Linked DNA regions of Homo sapiens: regions 1 and 3 are each linked to region 2. The links are chromatin contacts, found by Hi-C or POLR2A ChIA-PET in ENCODE. All regions are on one chromosome and are shown on one strand. The core of a region is the stretch at or near the end of the contact, and the rest is flanking DNA. Distances in the headings are between cores, read along the strand shown. Region 1 holds the start of ALPK2 (alpha kinase 2). Region 2 overlaps ALPK2 (alpha kinase 2). Region 3 holds the start of ALPK2-AS1 (ALPK2 antisense RNA 1).

Region 1 (2,700 bases), core at 138-2,637, 35 kb before region 2:
TTTCATAGTGAATTTCAACTTTTCCATTTAATAACTCCCAGGCAACACTTCTTTCACAACCATATCACATTTATCTATTGCTTTGGGACATTCCTTCACTTTTGACTTTATTCTCTCTGTGGTGTGCGACAGCATTTGTTTATTCTTTATCATCACACTTTCCTCCTCTCTTCATTCCCAACTTGAAGTTATCTCCTCTTTCTTATCTGGAAAAGACCTTACATTGTGAAGACCTCAGCTTTCCATAAAGCCGACCATTTGCAAAGAGTTGGTAATTTCTGTGTTCTGTGGCATTTCACAGATGTGTTCCCCAGGAGATAGTCATTATTTTACAGTGCCTCAGCTTTAATATCTTTTTTCTCACATGAAGATAAAACTGAAAAACAGAACATATCACCCCTACATTTCTTAATATTTTATCGTTTTAGATGAGTTTTCATCTTGTGAAAAGTTGCATTCCATCAAGGGATAATGATGTACATTCTGTGCTGTGTAAAAACAATTTGCTTTTGAGGATTGCAGTGCCCTACACAGAGTGAATATTTACAGCTATGTCCCTTTCAAAGTCACCCCTGGAGCTGCTAATTTGAGCTGTCTCCACGAGTCTCAAAAGAGGTTTCTGTCTAAGCTGTCAATTTCCAGGTGTCATACATTAAAATATTTTTGGGGAGAGGCTAAGTAGTTACAGAATGATGCTAAAGGATTCTCTATGTTTTTGGACTTGGATAAACTTCAATAAAAGAATTGCCCATATTACAAAATCTACTTTCCCAACAAGAACCATTCCAGGCAATCTGAAGGAATAGGACCTGTGGTATTTCTTCTGTGGATTTCTTCTGATCTTTGTCTGTTCTCTTCTATCGTAGTCAAAATAGGAAGGGGTGTGTGTGTGTGTGTGTGTGTGTGTGTGTGTGAGAGAGAGAGAGAGAGAGACAGACAGACAGACAAGGGGTAAGGGGGGGTAAGCAGGGTGAGGAGGGTGGATCCTGCCTTCCTTCTGTGGCTTCTGCCTTTCTCAGAGAACTTCAGAGGATGGCTATAATGCCTGTTCTAAATGAACAACATATGACACATATTTTCACCTCCCCAACACCCCCTCCACGGGTTTCCTATGTGTACTTCAAATGCCTGATAACCTTGGTATGAGAACTGGTTGTGTTACTCCGGCCTTAATCCCTTTATCAGGCAGCAAGTTTTTCCTTTCCTAAGGAGCGAGCAACTAAGCCCAGGGTCCAGCATGGGCTTTGTAAAGAGCTGCTCGGTCTCCTGAGCAGCAGCCAGTGACAGCTCGTCTGGGTTTCATCAGCTCCCTGGGGCTGCATTTCACCAGGCCCCCTTGCCAGGGCCTCCCCAGCGTGTCGTGTCAACAAGTGTCGCACCTACTGCAGAAACAGCCCTCAAGTTTCATCACAGGGATGCTAAAATATATTCTCCAGCTTCAGCAATGACCTAGTTCACTGAAGGGCGGGGAAAAAATGCTCTTCTTCCAGAACTTCCCCGGGCATGGAATTTCCCCTCTTAGGAAGAGATGAACTTTCTGGAAGCAGACCCATCTATGCTTTGACCTGATCATGGAAGACCCTGAGCCCTATAAACTCCTTTGAATCCCTGTCCCGGGAACAGGGACACCCAATCAATGCCTCACACACAGCCTGGGGAATCCACAGCTGAGCCAGCCCTCCTACAACATTTCTTGGACAAAGAGTACTGAAAAGTAAGTATGTAGACTTTGGTTTTTACATAAGGAATGGCTGTGCTTTCAATATATAGTTGTTTACATTTTCTGCAACAAAGAACAAAGCAGATGGTTTCCTGATGAAATAGAATGAGATGAAACCAATAGGGATTATATGGGATATTTGGGCATATAAGGTTTTAAAGTGGGCAAACTCTCATGGTCTTGTAATTTAAGTCCATTTTGACCCTTTTTGAAAATTATTGCTATTTTTAAATTTGCTTATTTTGGCTTGACAATAATGAATGAAAACAGTTTCTTTCACATCATGTCTATCTTAACAGTTAGAAAAAATATACAGAATGACTCAAACGAGTGATATGTAAAGTTTTGCAAAGCAACATAAAAAGTCAACTATCCAGGTAACTCAGGCCCCAGAGACTTTTGTCTGAAATATTTGAGTATTTTAGTCAAGAGTTATTCCTTTTACTGTGAATTAACTGAATGATTGAAAATCTCTCCTATCTGGGTAGACACAGGAGTATATTGTCTGACAACAGGTAATGCAATTTGCTGAAAAGCTATCAGGCTTTTCAAAATGGCTGATGTAAACATTTATCGAGTTGTTAAATAGATTTAAAAAAAAATTTAAGGCAAAAAGTCAGCCAAAAAAAAATCCATCAATTAAATGCCACCACTGTCACATTACAATTTAATGAACACATCTAAACTTTAAAAGCCTTGATTAAGGGTGTCAGTTACAGACATTTGGCAATCATTTAAAAATAGATAAAAGCAAGAACGGCATTTAGAGCTGCTTCTGCTCTAATTATTTTCTTTCCACAACCTTTTCCTTAAGTAAAGGTAGCCTTTATTTCTAAAGATTAATTAACCAGGAATGGTCATTCCAGAGATATGTGATATGTTTTATAACTCTATATCAACTAAGGACAAATTGAAGGGGTTTTTTGCTGTGTGGCTTCTGAATTGAAACCAAGGATGTTGTGGGTTACCTTCCGAATCAA
Region 2 (2,700 bases), core at 43-2,542:
TTCAAAAAGGAGTGATCATAAGGACTTCATTCAAAAATAAGGATTCATGGAGGGCCTACTATATGCCGGGGACTGTTCTAGACCCTAAGGTTACAGCAGCAAATACTGGAGTCCCTGATCTCATGGGAAAGGGATCGCAAGAGGAGCCAGACATTTAACACACCAGGAACTATGTAATGGGTCAGGTGAAAAAAGATAAAGCAGCACGAGGGAGGGAAGGCGCATGACGGTGGGAAGGTCTCTCTGGTGAGGGGCTCTGAGCACAGGGGTGAAAGTACAGAGCGGGAGGTGATGTGGTTATTACCTGGGGAAGGCAGGTTCTCTTCACCTTCTGTGACTCCCACGTCAGCTCATTGCTTGTAGGCCATGGCACATGGTCATGACTTTGGATTTGATTTGGAGTGAGATGGAGACACATAAGAGGGTTTCTGAACAGAGATGTGATGACATTTTCTGGCTAAGTGTAAAAGGATGACTCTTATCTCAGTGATGTGAATGTATCCTCTGGAGAAGACTCAGGGCACAGATGGGGACTGCAAGCAACCATCGCGGTAATTCAGATGAGACGGTGGTGCCTCCACCCAGGACGGTCCTGCAGAAGGTGGGAGGAAGCGGCCAGGTTCTGAGTGTGTCTGACAGGAGCTGCTGTTGGACTGGATGCTGGACGTGAAAGGGGAGTGAAAGACGGACTCCAGGATTTTTGCACTGAGCAATTGGTAGAATGGAATTGCAGTTTTGTGGAGACAAGAAGCAGGTTTGGATAAGGACATCCACAGTTTGGCTTGGGGCGTGCTGGGTGTTTGATGAATTAGCAGAGCTCTGGGCCTCTGTGGCTAGGGACATTTGTGCTGCTGAGAGCTGGGGCTGCCGGCCATGGCTTGTCTGATGGAGCATTCATCTTAGTCCTGCTCCCAAGATGATGGGCCTTTCAGAGAATAGATTTACAGTTTAAACTTAAGATTGTTTTGGTATATTGTCACAATGCTCCTTAAGATTTCTGGGACATTATGCTCGCTTGGTGACCTATTAGGTGCTGGGGGTGGAAATTGTTTCTGGATAACTTTGAGTTTTCTTTTAATAAGAAGGGTCAGTCATCTATTAACTAAGCGTGGTGGTAGTAATGCCATAGGATTTTTTTCCTTTCTGAAATCAGTTTGCCCACTTCTTGTTCAAAGAATCTCTGGTGGGTCTGCGTTGCTCCCAGAGGCTCAGAAAGCTGTCAAAAGGGCAGAGCTTCTGCGCCAAGTGGAAGCCAGGAAACCGCTCCCCATGCATCCCCAGGAAAAGATCCTGGCTCTACCATGAACATGCCTGTTCCCTGACGTGTTCGCTATTGTACAAGAGTCCATGTCCATTTATTTAGTTCAGTGCTTCTGAGTGCTGGCTGCCCAAAGGAATAGCCTAGAAACCTTAAAAAAAAAACTGATGGTGAAGGTTTCACCCCATTATGCTGCTTAATTGTGCTTTTTTTTTTTTTTTTGGTTGGGGGAAGAGGTGGGCCCTGGCACTGGTATTTTTTTCCTTTTATTATTTTTATTTATTTATTTTTGAGATGGAGTTTTTGCTCTGTTGCCCAGGCTGGAGTGCAATGGTGCGATCTCGGCTCACTGCAACCTCTGCCTCCCAGGTTCAAACAATTCTCATGCCTCAGCCTCCCAAGTAGCTGGGATTACAGGCATGCACCACCACGCCTGGCTAATTTTTGTATTTTTAGTAGAGATGAGGTTTCACCATGTTGGCCAGGCTGGTGTTAAACTCTTGACCTCAGGTGATCCACCCGCCTTGGCCTCCCAAAGTGCTGGGATTACAGGTGTGAGCCACTGCACCCGGTCTTTTTTGCCTTTTTTTTTTTTTTTTTTTTTTTGAGACAGAGTCCCTTCCTGTCACCCAGGCTGGAGTACAATGGGGAAATCTCAGCTCATTGCAACCTCCACCTCCCAGGTTCAAGCGATTCTTCTGCCTCAGCCACCCAAGTAGCTGGGATTACAGGCGCATGCCACAACGCTCTGCTAATTTTTGTATTTTTAGTAGAGATGGGGTTTCACCATGTTGGCCAGGCTGGTCTTGAACTCCTGACCTCATGATCCACCTGCCTTGGCCTCCCAAAGTGCTGGGACTACAGGCGTGAGCCCCTGCACCCAGCCCCTTTTTTTCTTTTTAAATAGACTTTAATTTTAGAGCAGTTTTGGGGTCACAGCAAAATTGAGCATAAGACACAGATAGTTCCCACATACCCTCTGTCCGGCATGGTACATTTGTTACAATCCATGAATCCACACTGACATATCATCACCCCAAGTCCATAGTTTACATGAGGGTTCACTCTTGGTGTCCGTTCTACAGGTTTGGACAAAGGTGTCCTGACATGTATCTACCTCTGCAGAATCAGCAGTAGTCTCCCCGCCCTAAAATCCTCCGGCCCTGGTATTTTTACGAAGCGCTCCAAGTCACTTGAACGTTCAGCCAGGGCTGAGAACTATTGATTTAGTCTTACTGTGTGCCAGGCTTTGCTTTCAGCACTTTATAGGAGTTAATCCCTTAATCCTCATGTCACCGGGTTGATGGAGGTTCAGCTATTGTCCAGAGCTGTCAAGTGGCTTCTCCAACGCTGCGGAGCAGATGGGCCGGCATGTGAACCCAGGCACATTCGCTGCTAAGTCTGTCCCTTAACCACTATGCAGTACTGACTTTGCCAACTGC
Region 3 (2,700 bases), core at 82-2,581, 37 kb after region 2:
ATTTCAATATGTAAATATAAAAATTGTTAATGAGATATTTTACATTTTTTTGGTATTAAGTCTCCAAACTCTGGTGTATATTTTCCATTCATAGCATATCTCAATTTGGATGCTAATTATTCTTTGGAAATACTTGATCTGTATTTAGAGTTCATGAAATTAATTTGGAAGGGTAGATTCACATATCCAAATTGTTCCAAACCTATTAAAATTTCTCCCTAACAATATCACATATATCAGCTTTTAAATTTACATGCACATTAATTAAAATTAAAAATTCAGTTCCTCCTTCAAACTAGGCATATTTCAAGCCTCACTAACCACATGTGGCTCAAAGCTCCCAGGTTGGATAGTCCAGCTCTAAGTGATTTCTGTTGTCATTGTGATTATTTTTATATATTTTAGAGACGGGATCTCGTTTTGTCATCCAGGCTGCAGTGCAGTGGTGTGATCATAGCTCACTGCAGCCTGGAAGCTCCTGAGCTCAAGGAATCCTCCCACCTCAGCCTCCCCAGTAGCTGGGACTGCATGTACTCAGCTCTATTGTAATTTTTTAAAAGCTATTGCCCTGGGCCTCAATGTTGGTTTTCTTTCCTCTTTTACAGCTGATCCAATGACAAACTATAAATACAATCCAATGACAAAATATAAATATATATATATACACACACACACACACACACGTATATATATGTGTATATATATACACACACACTATAGTTTATACGTAATTCTTATATATAATTCTTTTTCTCTTTAATAGACTTTTTTAGAGCACTTTTAGGTTCACAGAGAAATTGAGCAGGAAGTACAGAGATTTCCCATATATGTCCTGCTCCCACAAATGCACAGCCTCCCCTACTATCTACACGGCATCAGAGACTGCATTTGTCACAATCGGTAAACCTACATTGACACATCACCATCACCCAAAGCCCATGATTTACATGAGGGTTCCCTCTCGGTGGTGCCCATTCTGTGGGTTTGGACGATGTCTAATGACACGCCTCCCCCACCATCATGTGTGATTCTGCCCTAGAGGAAGGGCGGCTTCCTGTATGGCAGTGTTCTTAGCCATGGTCTGCTGGTTTAGAACAAGTGGCAAACAGCAGCACTGGTCACCCATGAGCCCCTCCAGCCTCTCGGCCCTCAACCCTCACAGACCTTATTTCTAGTGGCCAGCCCTGCTGGGCAGCCCCCACTGCCAGGGCTTTAGTGTCCCAGTTGGCATCCTGGCAGCCATGCCACTCATTGGACGGTCTCCACTGTGTCTCTTGTATCACTTTAAAAACAACATGCCACCCTGCCTCCAGGCCATCTCTCAGGTTACCGTGGAGCTACAGGACGAAAGAGGACATGTTCCATTCATCTGTGAGGTCACAGGTTATTGGGCTTAGGAGATCTTATGTGGAATAGGAAGCTGGGGGCTCGGGAGTAGGTAGCGTTTGTCATGAGCTTTCATCATGCAAAGTCTAAGGGCTCATGTCTGCAATGAAGAGACAGCAGCACCGTCTCCCCTGGGGCAGGGATGCCACAGCCCAGCCCTCAGGGACTCCAGGTTCACACAGGACAGTGGCCCAGCCCTCAGGGGCTCTAGGTTCATACAGGACAGTGCTTCTCTTCTGGGGAGTTTGTCAAGATTCAGCGAGTCTGGGGAGGAGCCTGAGACCATGCATTTCTAACAGATTCCTAGGGATTTCTACCCTTGGTATAATGAGGGCTTAGGGCTTTCCCCAGAAAGGATTAAATATGCCCCACCCTTCCCTCCCACCTTCCTCCACCAGCTCCACCACCCCGTAGCTAATAACAGCTGACACGTATTGAAGGTAGAAATGCACGGTGCCTGGGCTAAGCACTTTGCAGCGGCTGGCTCATTTCATTATCTCAACAGCCCTGTGAGATAAAGCCTGTCAGCCAGGCTCTACGTCAGGAAGCGGCGAAGCCTTGCTTTGAATGCAGGCTGCTGACTCCAGGCTCTGTCTCTATCGATGAGGTTAAATAGCTTCCCTAATTCCATTTTAGGTCTGAGTTCCTTAGCTCTCCTCAAAACTAAAATAACTGTCGATAACAGTGGTGGCCTCTGGTGAAGGTGACTGAGTAACTGGGTGGAGAGACACAATTTTTACTATATACCTGTTCACTGCATACCTCATGAATTGTGTGTGCGTGTGTGTGTGTGTGTGAGATCTAGTCCAATAAATTAATGAATAGCTTTAAAAGACAGTTTTTAAGGCTGGGCGTGGTGGCTCAAACCTGTAATCCCAGCACTTTGGGAGGCCGAGGCTGGTGGATCACTTGAGGTCAGGAGTTTGAGACCAGCCTGGCTAACATGGTGAAACCTCGTCTCTACTAAAAATACAAAAATTAGCCAGGCGTGGTGTCGGGTGCCTGTAATCCCAGCTACTTGGGAGGCTGAGGCAGGAGAATCGCTTGAACCGGGGAGGCAGAGGTTGCAGTGAGACGAGATTGTGCCACTGCACTCCAGCCTGGGTGACAGAGCAAGACTCTGTCTCAAAAAAAGTTTTTAAAAGGCCCAGGGCCTTCACAGTTAGAACCATGTACAAGTAGCAGAGCCTACTCTCAGGGCAGGGGGATGAGACAGTGTTCACCATGTTGGGCCACCAGCATCTCCACTGAAATGGTTGGGGTTCTTCGGGCCTCATGCATGCCCCTCCCATTCTCCAGGAGTGTGCAAGGCAA

What was found. A loop is a pair of places that touch in the nucleus more often than their neighbours do. ChIA-PET counts read pairs that join two places held with the same protein, here RNA polymerase II (POLR2A). Pooled maps may share reads with other maps.
Region 1: a map of psoas muscle shows a loop between it and region 2 (2.3-fold over the local background). The contact joins the promoter of ALPK2 here to the enhancer-like site in region 2. A Hi-C loop is called at or near these places in 10 of 168 maps with a recorded cell type or tissue (B cell, Caco-2, MCF 10A and 7 more), 2 of 37 single-sample maps with no recorded cell type and 7 of 50 pooled maps. POLR2A ChIA-PET finds 5 or more read pairs at or near these places in 5 of 52 experiments (A549, A673, H1 and 2 more).
Region 3: a loop to region 2 is called in a map of heart right ventricle, with 6 times the contacts of the local background. The contact joins the promoter of ALPK2-AS1 here to the enhancer-like site in region 2. A Hi-C loop is called at or near these places in 20 of 168 maps with a recorded cell type or tissue (CD4-positive, alpha-beta T cell, CD4-positive, alpha-beta memory T cell, Caco-2 and 10 more), 12 of 37 single-sample maps with no recorded cell type and 16 of 50 pooled maps. POLR2A ChIA-PET finds 5 or more read pairs at or near these places in 13 of 52 experiments (AG04450, Caco-2, GM10248 and 10 more).

What each region holds. Positions count from the first base shown.
Region 1 is chr18:58,627,778-58,630,477 of GRCh38, reverse strand. ALPK2 (alpha kinase 2) reads left to right here and starts at 1,387. Exons shown (of 13, transcript NM_052947.4): 1 at 1,387-1,714. RefSeq lists an enhancer at 828-1,370.
Region 2 is chr18:58,592,728-58,595,427 of GRCh38, reverse strand. The region is part of intron 3 of ALPK2 (alpha kinase 2); the gene reads left to right. Among named protein-coding and RNA genes, the nearest start is that of SNORA108, 6.5 kb to the left of the region's middle. Within about 2 kb of position 1,292, at least 5 of the 41 ENCODE cell types and tissues checked have a DNase peak (open chromatin) inside an H3K27ac peak, as active enhancers do; they include heart left ventricle, heart right ventricle and psoas muscle, where a contact is called at or near this core.
Region 3 is chr18:58,555,653-58,558,352 of GRCh38, reverse strand. It overlaps ALPK2-AS1 (ALPK2 antisense RNA 1), which reads right to left and starts at 1,331. Exons shown (of 2, transcript NR_188108.1): 1 at 1,165-1,331. The region is part of intron 4 of ALPK2 (alpha kinase 2); the gene reads left to right.